Linked DNA regions of Homo sapiens: all the other regions are linked to region 3. Evidence: chromatin contacts called from ENCODE Hi-C or POLR2A ChIA-PET data. All regions are on one chromosome and are shown on one strand. The core of a region is the stretch at or near the end of the contact, and the rest is flanking DNA. Distances in the headings are between cores, read along the strand shown.

What was found. A loop is a pair of places that touch in the nucleus more often than their neighbours do. ChIA-PET counts read pairs that join two places held with the same protein, here RNA polymerase II (POLR2A). Pooled maps may share reads with other maps.
Region 1: a map of GM12878 shows a loop between it and region 3 (3-fold over the local background). The contact joins the promoter of TJP2 here to the promoter of PTAR1 in region 3. A Hi-C loop is called at or near these places in 2 of 168 maps with a recorded cell type or tissue (GM12878 and gastrocnemius medialis), 5 of 37 single-sample maps with no recorded cell type and 15 of 50 pooled maps. POLR2A ChIA-PET finds 5 or more read pairs at or near these places in 2 of 52 experiments (H1 and activated naive CD4-positive, alpha-beta T cell).
Region 2: a map of A673 shows a loop between it and region 3 (10-fold over the local background). The contact joins the enhancer-like site here to the promoter of PTAR1 in region 3. A Hi-C loop is called at or near these places in 1 of 168 maps with a recorded cell type or tissue (A673), 1 of 37 single-sample maps with no recorded cell type and 9 of 50 pooled maps.

The regions. Positions count from the first base shown.
Region 1 is chr9:69,172,851-69,177,324 of GRCh38, reverse strand. TJP2 (tight junction protein 2) reads right to left here and starts at 3,048. Exons shown (of 23, transcript NM_004817.4): 1 at 2,893-3,048. The coding sequence starts at 2,952. RefSeq lists an enhancer at 1,950-2,139 and a silencer at 3,030-3,459.
Region 2 is chr9:70,560,717-70,565,340 of GRCh38, reverse strand. The region is part of intron 22 of TRPM3 (transient receptor potential cation channel subfamily M member 3); the gene reads left to right. Among named protein-coding and RNA genes, the nearest start is that of KLF9, 150 kb to the right of the region's middle. Within about 2 kb of position 1,865, at least 7 of the 41 ENCODE cell types and tissues checked have a DNase peak (open chromatin) inside an H3K27ac peak, as active enhancers do.
Region 3 is chr9:69,757,865-69,762,089 of GRCh38, reverse strand. It overlaps PTAR1 (protein prenyltransferase alpha subunit repeat containing 1), which reads left to right and starts at 2,079. Exons shown (of 8, transcript NM_001099666.2): 1 at 2,079-2,237. The coding sequence starts at 2,152. LOC105376076 (a long non-coding RNA gene) reads right to left here and starts at 1,995. Exons shown (of 4, transcript XR_929910.3): 1 at 1,617-1,995. RefSeq lists silencers at 1-17, 1,922-2,391 and enhancers at 202-1,057, 2,532-2,581.

The sequences.
Region 1 (4,474 bases), core at 1,799-4,298, 590 kb after region 3:
TCAAGACAAAAACTCAGTAAAACACCAGAGAAAACTGTTCTGCTTCCCTCCACTCCCATCTGGGGCAATCTCACCCTCAGACACTACCATATACCAAATCACCTTCTCTGGAAAATCAAGGCTGGTTGGTCCAACAACTGTTGGGCCCCTGATTACTGCTTAGAGTCAAATCAATGAGGCATGTTATTGGGAATCAGCTCTCAACCTAGATAAATTCATCTGTAGCCACAACTGCTTAATGGGATTCGTTCTAGAGATGAGGCAAGGAATTCCCTGGTGGCTCATATTGTTGGTAGAATATGTTGAAAGTTTCAGCAGTGATTGCGAACCCTTCTACCGCTTCACCCCGCCCCCACCACACCCAAACTTCATGCCTCTCCCCAACCAAGTCTGCATGACTTTTTAAATTACTATTTATATTACTACACATATTATTGTACACAGGACTAAAGTGGCCCCGCCTAGTTTCAATAACTTGTGTCTCGTAAAAAGATAACCTTCTTAAGGAGAGAAAACCTTGCTAAACTCAAAATCTCCCTTGCCTTCAGCAGTATGCAGAAAGTTCTCACACTTGTCCTGAAGAGAAATGGTTGGCTGTGAACTTTTGTCAGTGTACAAAGAACTAGATCAAAAGTTAAATGTAGGCAGAAGTCATTGCAAATGCAATTCCCCCGGGGGTGATGTAAAAATTCATTGGTCTTAAGCCTATGAATGCCTCAAAAATAGTTATGGGGTGGGATGTTTACTGGGAAACTGGTTCGCTTCTTTTGTAGGGAAAGTCAAGTCATTTAATACATGAGGGATTTCTGACTTCCCCCCACCCAAAGCTTCGTTATGGCCTTCAAGGCCTTTTAACAGAGTGTGAACAACAACTCTTTCAGTTTTTTCCTGGACACCTACCTGGCACCTCCTACTTGTATCTTTAGATCTCACCTCCCTTATCAACCCAGGACCCAACACTTAAGAGTTTTCAGCACCCGTTTTGTTCCTATTACTAGCTACCACCATTTACGTAGCATCCACCACATGCCTTGTACTCTCTGTCATTTCATTCAGACCTCACTCAGCCCGGTGAGGTGGGCGCATTACTGGCCCCATTTTCTATAGTGGCTTGCTCGGGTGAGGTAACTGTTCAAATGCCCTTTATTCCCAGCAAGAATCCCCTGAAGGGAATGCATATAGGACCAATCCCACTCTTTGCTAAATTTCTGTATTGCAGAGTGTGCATCGGCATCATACATTCCCTCCCTCAGTCTCAGGAATCCCGACACAGATTGCAGAGTAAAGTCTAACAGTTTCAGGTCCACTAGACCCCTAAATGCAGAAATTGAATCTTGTTCATCTTTGTATCCCCCACAGTGACTGGCAGGAGTAGGGGCTCATTCAGTATTATAATATCTGGATGGTACTGAAAAAGTTACAGCAGCATTTCAGAGGGGAAAGTTCCCCTTCATCAATCTGCATAAGTAGCTCTGAAAAGAAATAAAGTGGCCCCACTGCAGAAGTAGTTCTGAAAAAAACACAAGAAACACCTCAAAAGCCACCGGTGCTTTAGTAAAGCACCTCCGCTTCTGCCATCTCCCCACAATGAGGAAGCTCCAGTACCCTGTCCACATTTCTAAATGGCACTCATCGGATTCTTAATGAGTTGCAGGCTTTCCCAACGGGACTGTGTGACAGAGCCACGCTCTTGCTCATCTGCGTAATCCCCACACTGAAGTGGAGTTGTTCATGAAAACTTACTAAATAATCAAATTTCATCCTCTCAAGCAGGATATGCAGTGGTACTTTGCTACAAATACATTTACCACTACGAATTTCTCACTTCAAGCGATCTCCTGCCCAGGTGTGTGCTCTCAGAAAATTACATCTCTTTCTGAATTACGCTGGCAAAGGTGGACCTGTTTTCCCAAAAGGACCGTCAGCACACCCAGCACAGACCACCTGGGGAGCTGAAGAAAACGACCTCCCTCCCTCCTCCCCGCTGGGATTCCCCGGGCTGAGAGCGTGAGTGAGAAGCGCAAGGCAGTTTCTATCATGGGATGACTCTCCGCTGGGAACTTCAGGGAAACCACAACCATCATTACTCAGGCCAGACAGCTGCCAGAAAAGCAGCCTAGCCTAAGAACTGAAGCTGAAATAGAGGTGGGAGGCTGTATTCCATTACTAAGCGCGGGAGCACTCACTCCCAAGTTTGTCCACATTTCAAGAATGTTAAAACCCTGTGGTAGAAATCCCTGATTATTTATAACTTAAACTACCGTGTAAAAGCAGAAACTTGACAAATGAAGACATAAAAAGAACTGGTGACAGGTAGGCTAGTACTAGAATACAAAGCATTCATCACACTCCTCTTTTGTGGGTCCTTCCAAACCTCCATCCCCATTCCCTACTGGAAAAAAAAAAAAAAAAAAACAACTTTTACTTCTATTACAGACGCAGCTGATTGAAAGGGAAAAGGGATTCTGCTCTGTGATGAGTTTTCAGTTTCTCTCACGTACACAAGCCTGTAACTTTGCATCAATACCGAGTGTGGTTTGAAATAGAGAAGGAAAACACAAAGACATGCAAGCGACACAACAGACACGAGATGCCTCCAAGCCAGCAGAAATCCAGGACACCGGGTTCAAGACAGTGTCCCCTACTCGCGCCTTAATCTCCAGCCCAAGTGACTTCAGAGTAAAGGTTCCAGGAGCCCCGGAGGCCACGAGTCATCAGCCCGGACGGTGAAACCTACCCCTCCCCTGCGTCCCACGTCCGGATGGGAGAATCCCAGCTTCCTACGGCGCATCGGGGAACAACTTCAGAGCAGCACGCGAGCAGAGCCCCCAGCGCTCCCACGCTCACGCTCACGACCCTCCTCCCAACCGCGCGGCACAAGGAGGCACTTACGCGGAGCCAACCTGACAGCTCCCGCCGGGGTGGAAACCCGCGGTCTCCTCGCACCGGCATTTCGGACACAGGTCCCGCGTAGGCGCGCAGCTCCGGACCCCGCTTCTGCTTCTGCTCCTGCTCCTACTCCTCCTGGGCACCACCGGACAGTGCTCTGACCCGCAGCCCAACCGCCGGGGTGCCGACCCGCGGGGACCCACCCCTTTGTCCCTCCTCCCGCGGCGGCGGCGGCGTCAGCCCGCCCCCGACCCGAGCGTGGCGCCTCCGCGCTGGCCGCCCGGCCCGGGAAACTGTCAAATTGGCCGCTACCACCCACGCGCCTGCCGGGGAAGGGCTCGCCGGCGCCGCGCCTTCGAGGCTCCTGCGGCGAACCGCGTCACGCGCGACTCCTGGCCGGGGGCGGGAGGCGGCGGCGGCGGCAGGAGAAGCCCAAGGCCCGAGCGGCCCGCAGCCCCCACGCCTGCACCCCTCCACCCCCGCCAGCCCGATGGTTCGCTCCGCGGCGTGCACTGGAGCAAGCAGGTCCCGCTCCGAGCGCGCGCGCTCTGGGAAGTGCTGCAAGTTTGGAGACCTGGAGTGAGCTCCGGGCGCTGCTGGCCCGACTGTCCGCGGTGTTTCCCCGGTGAGGTCGCGGGGGCATCCTGTAGGAAGACTTTTTGGCGAGGTTCGCAGGGCCTCACACAGGCAGCTTCAGTTCTCCTACGAAGAGTCGAACTGGGAAAACCTCAAAGTTTTAGGTCCTGTCTAGAGGCCTGCCCGGCTAACCAACACATACACGGCCTTGTACCCCACATTTCTCAGCCCAACAACTGCCTACCCGAATTCCGAGGGTTATAAGATGTTCGTATTAAATATTAAAACAGGACTTTTCAGGACAATATATTCCAGGTTATCTCTTTGGCACATTTCCAACAACTCCAATAAAGAGATTGAAACTCCTCTCCCATCATCAGCTTATAAAAGGTTGCCAGTAGGTCACAAGTGCTTATCTGACAGGATTCATCTAATGCAATTCAGTGTGCTTATTCCTTTCGAAGTCCTCCATGTGCAAAGAATTGTGCAGTGACGTTAAGTGTCTTTATTTTAAGAGCATATAAATTAATTTGGAGAATCCAAACAGGTACCGATTAAAAATATAACCTTGGGTTTGAAATCTTAAAAAACCATCTTGTAAGAGAATAGTTTTGCCTGCCCTGCTCTTCCCTTAATTGGAAAGCAAAACTCGTCCTAGGCTCACAAGTAGAAGGTAAAAGGTGTGGTCTGTCCCAGAGGAGATGCAGATGCTGGGCTCTCTCCCTGAAAAGTTGCTTCACTTCCTGCCTGATCAAAACAAGTCTAGAAGTTTCGTGGAAAAACAAGTCCAGTAGATGCCTCTCCAGAAGTGTTATGCTTCTGGACTCCTTTGGAGTAACTAAGTCCACGCCTCTGGATAAAAAGCACTGTGAGTAACGTTTCCCACTTTGCCTCGAGTCTCCGGACTTAGACATTTTGGTTGTATTCCTGATGTAAGGCATTGCTCTCCTGATCTAAGCACCTATTTATAAAATGTTTCCCAAATCTGGCCAGGCACGGTGGCTCATGC
Region 2 (4,624 bases), core at 616-3,115, 800 kb before region 3:
GCCTGAGCAACAAGAGCAAAACTCTGTCTCAAAAAAAAAATAAAAATAAAAACAGATAAATCTGCCAAGATGAAAATGTTTATTTGTTGTATTTTAACTGACGTGTCAATGTTGCTCTGGGAAAGAATAACGTTGTTAGCCCACTATACAAGGGTGTGCTGTCACCCAACTATTTTATCATATTCCTAGCAGTTCATATGCAGCATACATTTGGACACATAGTCCCAACACAAGAGCCAACAGCTGCTTAGATTCTAAGCGGAATGTGGACTGCCTATTGTCTGGATTCTTGGTTGTTTGAGGAGCATCACTTGAAGCGTGAAAAGCTCAAGTTTTAACAGTAAACAGAGCTTGGGATCCAGAGGGCACAGAGAGGAATTAGTGCCTGCAGATCAGAGAGATTCGAGCCTGAACCGTGAGCTGTAAGTACAGATGTGTTTCTTGCATTGTCTCTTACCAGGGGATTTGTAAATAATGTCAGCAGGAACTTATTTGCTTATATACGCATTCCTGAATATTAGGAGCCACATTGATCATTTCTGTAGATATCATATAACCCCTCAGGCACAATGCAATGGGAGTCGACAAGAGCCATAGATTATTTCTTTGGAGGTGGTGTAGCCTCATGTCCCCTGATGTGCATTTACACATAGACATGCAGTCTGGCTCACTGGACTGATCCTTCCAGGCACAGAGAGCCCTGATATGAGGTTGCTGGTTCTTTTCCTAAGAAGGCCCCTCTTGAAGAGGGCCCTGGCTCTTCCCTCTTTGAATACTCTAATACCCTAAATATGCATGGGCTTCTGAAAAGTAATACAATTCCATTTTAAACAGAAACAACAAGCATATTCCTTAGTGTGTGGCCTGTAGGCTGAGGTAGTGTGGACTCACAGGGAAAACCTTCCACAGTAAAGGCAATGAGAATGGACTCCAGCTCCCTTCACCTACAGGGGAAGGGGTGCCTCCTCCTGCCCTCATTGCTCAGAAAGGTGTATTGTTGCGTGTCAGGGAGTTGTGATGAATTATAGGTAGGTGGACAGCAACACAAAAATCTGAAAGAGTAACTTATTTTATGTTTTCTCTGAAATTTTTCTGTTGTTTTGGTTTGAAGAAGGAAAGAACTTATCTAATCCTATTTCGTATATGCAAATATCAAAAGGAAGGTGTAATGATGATGATGAGGCAAGCCCTGAGTAAAACTGAGTTAAACACAATTATTTCCATTCTTCTAACCCTTCCCAGAGCTTCCCTCTCCCTTCTCACAGCCCCTCCCTTCTCTGATGAAACTACTAGGCAAGGAAACTGATTCCTTCTGAAGTCTTAGCGACTATGTTCTCAACCAGAGAAAAATGTTGATTGTAAGAAAACAAAACTACACAGAGTAGGTTCAATAAAGACTGACTGTAAGTGCCTAAGAGAAAACCACAGAGGCATTCAAAGACAGGAAGCAGAGCACGACATGCGTGAGCTGACTGGGAACAAAACCAGAAGTGGTTTTGTAAAGTCAGAATCAGAAGACATGACCACACTCATCTGCTTTTCTCTATACTTCTCTCCTGCCTCAATCAATAATCAATCAATCATTTCTCTCTTTCTCTCTTGCTCTCTCTCCCATTTCCTTTCTCCCTTCCTCCACCATCCCTCTCTCATATGGCTTGCTTTACATGACCCAGTGAGGTCAGGCTCTATATGTTCTTTAAGTACATGCCATCATCTAACTTAAGTCTCTGCACTTCTGTTTTATTTCTAAACACAAAGAGTCTGATTAGTCACTGGCCATTCAATGAACTCACTCCTTCTTGGTCAATGGTGGAATCTGCTCCAATCATCTGTAGCCTGAATTGGGTGAAAGGAGAAGTGAAGAAATGAGGAAAGGACTTTGTCAGCCTGAAGGACGTAGGGCTACCTCTTCCAGCTGTGAGCAGGGCAAGGGAAATTTAGCTTGTTTATCAGGTATCTATCAACACAAAAATGATACAGGAAAAACCACCCTAGAATTCAGAACTTAACGCCATAAGCACGTATTGAGCTCAGAAGACTGAGAGTTGGCTGCATGGTTCTTCTGGTCTGGGCTGGGCTCAATCACCTGCCAGGAGGTCAGCGGGCTATCACCTCCTCCAGAACAGCCTCAGCTCAGAAAACAAGCACCTAGAAGCAAAGGTTCCCTGTGTTTCATTCTCCAACAGGCTAGCTCATGCATGTCTCTTATGGTAATGGCGGAAGCCAAAAAGTGGAAACAGAAACATTAAGGGCTTTTCCAAGGTTCTGTGTGGGTCACATTTGCTAACATTCCATTCACCAAAGCAAACCACATGGCCAAACTCAGAATCAAGAGGTGAAGAAAGAGATCCCACCTGTTTAGTGATAGAAACTCTAACATCACATGACAAAGCAGTGTGGATCCAGGGAGGGGAGAGAAATTGGGGCTGTTAATGCAATCGATCTCCTAATCATGACAGCAAACCCACTGGCGTGTACAATAGGCTAGTTTAGATATATATTCTTCCAAGGCAAGATTTGCATAAAATATTTCTGATATTAATTCCTGATGCAAAATAATGAAATACTAAGGTTAGAATTTTGAAGCCCTCTTCAAATAAATAATTTTTGTTTCCAGGTAAAGCTAGATATATAGGATAGGAAGAACATGGAACCAAGTAACAGGGAATTGAATTCTCCCCACTTCTCCCCCAGGACGCTCTTCCCCCCATACCTCCCCCCTGCCCAACACACACACAACATACCTAGATTTGCGACATCCTGCTAATTTACTGGATTAAAAAATGAGACATTGAGCTTAATAGTGGGTTCTGAATAGCTCAAAGCTGAAACTGTGTGCACATAGCAGATAGACCAGAAGCCAAGATGGCCCTGAAGAGTTGGAGGCTATATCATTGGTCCCTTTTTTTCCCCAGGTAGGGGCTGAATTCCATTTAATGCAGTGGGAGCTAGTTTGCTTTTCTACCAGGAATAAAAAGATTAAGGTTCTACAAGTGGCCTACAGTTGGCTCCTGGGATAGATGATTCAGTTTGGGGCAAATTCAAGTCTTTTGCTCCTTTTCCTGGAATCGTGGAGTGACAAAATATCAGGAATAGATGGAGTTTAGAGATAATCTAATCCAGCATTTCCCAAACTTCAGTCAACCACATACCCCCATTCACTAGTTTATAACCTTTGTTCTACTCTTAAATATTTTTTGTTAAATTGGCTCATTTTTTAGAAACTTAATTTATTTTTAAAGATTTAGGGTCACAAGTTGAAAATCAGTATCATTTGACATAAATAGAGGATAACCACAAAATAAACAGAATGAAAAACGCTACATTGTTGTGAAATTCTACCAGATGCTTGAGCTCAGTCTTTCCTAAAAAAGGGAATTTAGCAAACATTAAGGAAGTGTTAAAAGAATAGTATGCTTAAACTAACACTTTCTCTCTGATGGCGTCAGGAAGATGGAAAGAAGCTTGACAGTGTCATCCCTTACTATCTAGTTCAGTGCCATTTAATGCCCTGCTTGTGTGTCCTAAAGCCATCTTGGACTTCCCAAGCTGTGTGTCTGTTGCACTGTAGAGAATATCAATAACCCAACTCCCTTTGTTCATGGATGGAGAAACCAAGGCCTCCCACCAATTTCCAGTGGCTGCCTTTGCGCCATATCATTATCAGTTAGCATCTTACCTAGTGTTTGGGTTAGGTGAAGAGAAAAAACTTAAGCCACAAAAGAAGTAAAAGGGGATGCTAGTAGATGGTGCTTTTGACTCTAGAAAGTTGGGCTTGCCTGGTTTTCAGCGACCTTTGCTCTTCTTGTCCATTATAAGAGGATATTGGCAGTCACCTACTGAAAGCAATAGAAAGAGCCTCATGTTTCCACAGAGAAAACCTCCACCTGGACCCACCACAATCAAAGAGCCTCAGATAAGGAAACTTCTAGAAAGATGTAGCCATGCAAAGGGAGGCATCTCCAGTTGTCTTGCCAAGGAAAACGTTGTGTCAGGAAAAGGCCAAAGGGCAGCGTTATCTAAATCAAATTTGTCCTCCCAGTAAAGCCACAGCAGCTGTGCTAATGGCATTCTAAATCCTCCATGGCGAACTGTATAGATTTTCAAAAGGAGGTGGAGAAATCCTCTTTGTCTCGTTATCTTTTCAAGATGGATTTTTAGATGAAAATCCTTTCTATAAAAAAAATAGGATAAATGTAGTCAGATACTCAACTAAGCTCTTTATTCCATTGCTTGTGATTTGGACTGAGCTTTTGAAACATTTCTTCAGACAGGAGAGGAAGGGGCATTCTTCAAGAAATATCCTTTTTTGCCATATTTTTAAGGATGACTCTGATTATATCAAACATTGGTGTTCCATTTTAAATTTCTCTGACTTTTTAGGGACAAGATGGTGTGCATATTAAATAAATAAATACTTCTTTTCCCTGCATATTATAGGATGAAATCAACAGGGCAAGTGTCTTAATCTTTGGGGTGGAGGTGCCTGCCCCTGATACCTCTTACTTGAACCTAATTTCTCTCTCCACCCTCTGAACTTTTAAACTGTTCTGTGTACTCGTACTTCATCTGAACGGCTCAGGCCAAGTTATTCATGTTGATAGGGACAAGAATAATCAATGTC
Region 3 (4,225 bases), core at 830-3,329:
GCCTCCCAAAGTGCTGGGATTACAGGCGTGAGACACCGTGCCCGGCCGACTTTACTAATTCTTAATCCTGTCCCACCTTGCTGGCTACAATTTTGTGAAACTTCTATCTCACTTCTTTTTTTTTTTTTTTAGATGGAGTCTTGCTCTGTCGCCAGGCTGGAGGGCAGTGGCGCGATCTCCACTCACTGCAACCTCCTACTTCCGCGTTCAAGCGCTTCTCCTGCCTCAGCCTCCCAAGTAGCTGGGATTACAAGCACGTGCCACCACGCCCAGCTAATTTTATATTTTTAGTAGAGACGGCGTTTCACTGTCTTGGCCACGATGGTCTCGAACTCCTGACCTCGTGATCCTTCCGCCTCTGCCTCCCAAAGTGCTGGGATTACAGGTGTAAGCCACCGTGCCCGGTCCTATCTCACTTCTTTTACAACCAGAAGGCTAACTCCAGCCTTTATAAACATACCCACAGGAAATACTGGCCACTGAGTATAGTAAATTTATATTTTTCGTTTATATTTCTCATTCACTTTACATGCAATAGATAGCTTTTACTTTTACAATCATAAAAACTACTTCAAACGCTCCGCATATGTTCACATTAAACACACCATGAGTTTATTTTTTTAATAGCTTTTTAAAGATACAGATTTCTTTTTTTTTTTTTTTGAGACAGAGTCTCGCTCTGTCGCCCAGGCCGGACTGCGGACTGCAGTGGCGCAATCTCGGCTCACTGCAAGCTCCGCTTCCCGGGTTCACGCCATTCTCCTGCCTCAGCCTCCCGAGTAGCTGGGACTACAGGCGCCCGCCACCGCGCCCAGCTAATTTTTTGTATTTTTAGTAGAGACGGGGTTTCACCTTGTTAGCCAGGATGGTCTCGATCTCCTGACCTCATGATCCACCCGCCTCGGCCTCCCAAGGTGCTGGGATTACAGGCGTGAGCCACCGCGCCCGGCCTTTTTTTAAAGACGGAGTCTCGCTCTGTCGCCCAGGCTGGAGTGCAGTGGGGAGTAGCTGGGATTACAGGCGCCCGCCACCACGCCCGGCTTTTTTTTTTTTTTTTTTTTTTTTGTATTTTTAGTAGAGACGGGGTTTCACCGTGTTAGCCAGGATGGTCTCGATCTCCTGACCTTGTGATCCGCCCGCCTTGGCCCCCCAAAGTGCTGGGATTACAGGCGTGAGCCACCGCACCTGGCCAGATTTCAAGGGTGGAAGAATAAAACTGAACCAAGGGCAGCCAGATTTTTCTACCAGAGGTGCAAAAGAAAACCTGATACACAAAAATTTTAGTTATGGCATTTCAAAATCCTAAATAAACTAGAAAGCTCGTTTTTCCTACAAAAATTTATTTTTGCTATTATGAACAAACCCTGTCAGAGCCTTGATCCTTTTTTTTAAATTCCAAAATTGACGCAAAGGCTACCAAATGCAGTACAAAATGAAGTCGAAAAATCTAAAAACGATTTCACTTCTACTTCCTACATACAGATGGCAAATAACTTTTCCTTCACTTTCCTTTCTCTTCCTTTAATAAATTTAAGAATTTTAATTAATGTTTTTTAAAAAGGCTGCTTTCAAGTTCAGAGACAAAAATTGGCACAGTTAGAAAGGAGGTCACCAACACGGTCAAATAGGGACTCGCTCCGCCGCAATGCCTCTGGACCTCTTCATCTCTCAGGCTGGGAAAATAAAGCAGACAAGCTCTGAAAAACGCCCGGGACTAACTGTTAAGAGGCCCTGCATCCTCAGTTGAACATTCCTTCAGGAATGCCCGGGGACCTTGCTGGGGGGGTTCAGGAAGGTGTCTGACTCTCTGGGAGTGTGTCTTGAGGTTTCGCCTAAAACTTAAAATAAGAAAATCGGAGGCCTGAGAGAACTTTGCAAACAAATGTCCAGCATCTTCTCTGACGCTTAGAAAGTCCGTTACCCGCGCGGAGGCGAACTTCTCCACTCACTGGAAGGCCACCAACCCTAGCTAACGCCACGCCCAGGCCGCCAACTGGCTGACCCGGAAGTGCTCGGCGGCGGCCGCGGCGGCGGGGACGCGGCCTAGCCGAAGCACCCGCGCGCGCGCGCGCGCGCTCGTTCTCCGCGGAACTCCCGCCGGCGGCCCGGCTCACGCGGAGGCGCGCCCGAACTGTCGCGGCCGCCGCCAACATGGCCGAGACCAGCGAGGAGGTGGCGGTGCTGGTGCAGCGGGTTGTGAAGGACATCACTAACGCCTTCAGGAGGAACCCACACATGTGAGTCGCGCGCCTCCGCCGCCTCCGAGGGTCGTCGGGAGCGGGCGGGGGCGGGGCCAAGCGTCCACCCGACCTCGGGCGGCGGGCGGACAGCGGGTCCTGGCCCACGAGCCCTTCTAGGGAGGAGGCAGAGCCGTGTCGGGCGGGACCGTTGTCGGCCGCCGCTGGCCCGGCTTTCCGCTACCGGGACGCGCTCGCGGTCGAGTCCCTAGAAGTGACCTCAAAAAATCAAAACGGAACTACTTTCTCTGTCCCTCCCCACCTTTTCATAGGAGTTCACGAAACTCCAGAGACGTCCCCCGTAGGTCGACATCCTTCCTGTGTTTAAGGTACTCGGGCGCACACAACGATGTGGGTCCGTGTATGCCTTGTAAACACAACTCTTGAGATTCATCCCGGACGTTGGCAAGAGGGGGTAACCGATCCTCTTACTTTTAATGAGCCTCAAACCCCTCAGTTTACTAACTAAAGGTGGTTTGAGGCTGCTTTTGACTTTAGCCTTACTTGCCACAAAATTGTAAAGTGACTCCGATAATACATTGTGTTTTGAAAGGTGAACAGAACATTCTCAAGAGAAGCTTCTGTGGGCGCAGTGTGGAGTCTGGGATAAAGCAAATGAAACCTTGATACTTTTTAGCATAAGCGGATTCATAGTTACAAGGAGCATGTTAACTCATTTTTATCCCAACACTGCTGCCCTCTTTAACGGGACACTGCAGAACTGACATATGTATCTCTTCCATTTTACTTGAAGTACTGTGGGAAGATACCGCAAGAGTCTACTTTTTGTAACACTTTGCTTTTATGTAACAAGTGAAAAGAAAGCTATTGAGAGAGAGAGAGAGATCTACATTATACAAAGGTGTAGGGAAGAAGCAACAATGTACCTCCTTTCCCATACCTCTTCCTCCTCAAAGAAAAGAAACATGGCATCCAGTTCTGCATTACTTTCATTTTAGCTAGTTGTTTTTGGAGTTTATTTTTTTTTTTTTTAGTTTATTATTTTTTATTATTATTTAATTTATTTTTATTTTATTCTTTAGACTGGAGCTCATGATTTTTTTTTTTAAGTATTCTAACCGGTTCAGCTTTTCTGCCTAAAAAAGTTGCCAAACGTGTATCTTACCAAAGTGTTCTTTTCCTCCAAGGTGATGATTGTAAAACAGTTAAGAAGCCGTTGGATGTTTTGCTCCCTTGTGGCACACAATTGGAGACGTGCAACTGTGCCACATTAAAAACAAAACACTGCTGGCCTCAAAACACACCTGCCACCTCTGACAGCATCCACTTCCCTCCCCCTTATGACTGCTGCCTTTTTCAAAATGAGAGTGTTTGGAATGATTTCCTGGCAGTATCCATAGTGGTTGCTGAGCCTTCTAAAGAATGCTTTGATGCCTTGCTGTATATCAGTCTTTCGATTTCTTTTTGAGAATGGGAGCCTTAGTGCAAGTAAGAGACGACCTCAAAAAAAAAAAAAGTTGGACAAATGAAGAGTGTATTTTCTCATCACTGGTATTTTTCTAGAAGAAATTACAGCAGAGATTAGAAATCTAATACAAAATGTCGTAATCATCTTATGTTCTCTTCTTTGAGGTAGACTAAAAGAGCATCATTATATTTGAAGAAACCAAGATTGAATGTTCATTGGCTTGGCAGTTTTTAACACAGTGCAGTTTGGAACATGTCCCAGTTCTTGTGGATCACATTTATGGAAACTCTTAAAGGACTTTAATGCCCCTCCCTAATCCTTTTTCTACTGTAAAACCTCATTAATATATCCTCAATGTATAATTTATTAGTAATAAGGATTTGGGTCATTCGAGATTTAAAACTTTGAGATAAGTTGGATATTCGGAATAATGTAATGATTTGTAATATAGGTCTTAAACATTTAAATAGCTTAACTCATTGTTTAAGACTAGTCATCAGCTATATTTGAATACATATTCCCCACAGTAAAACTATTTTCAATAATATTACTATGCATC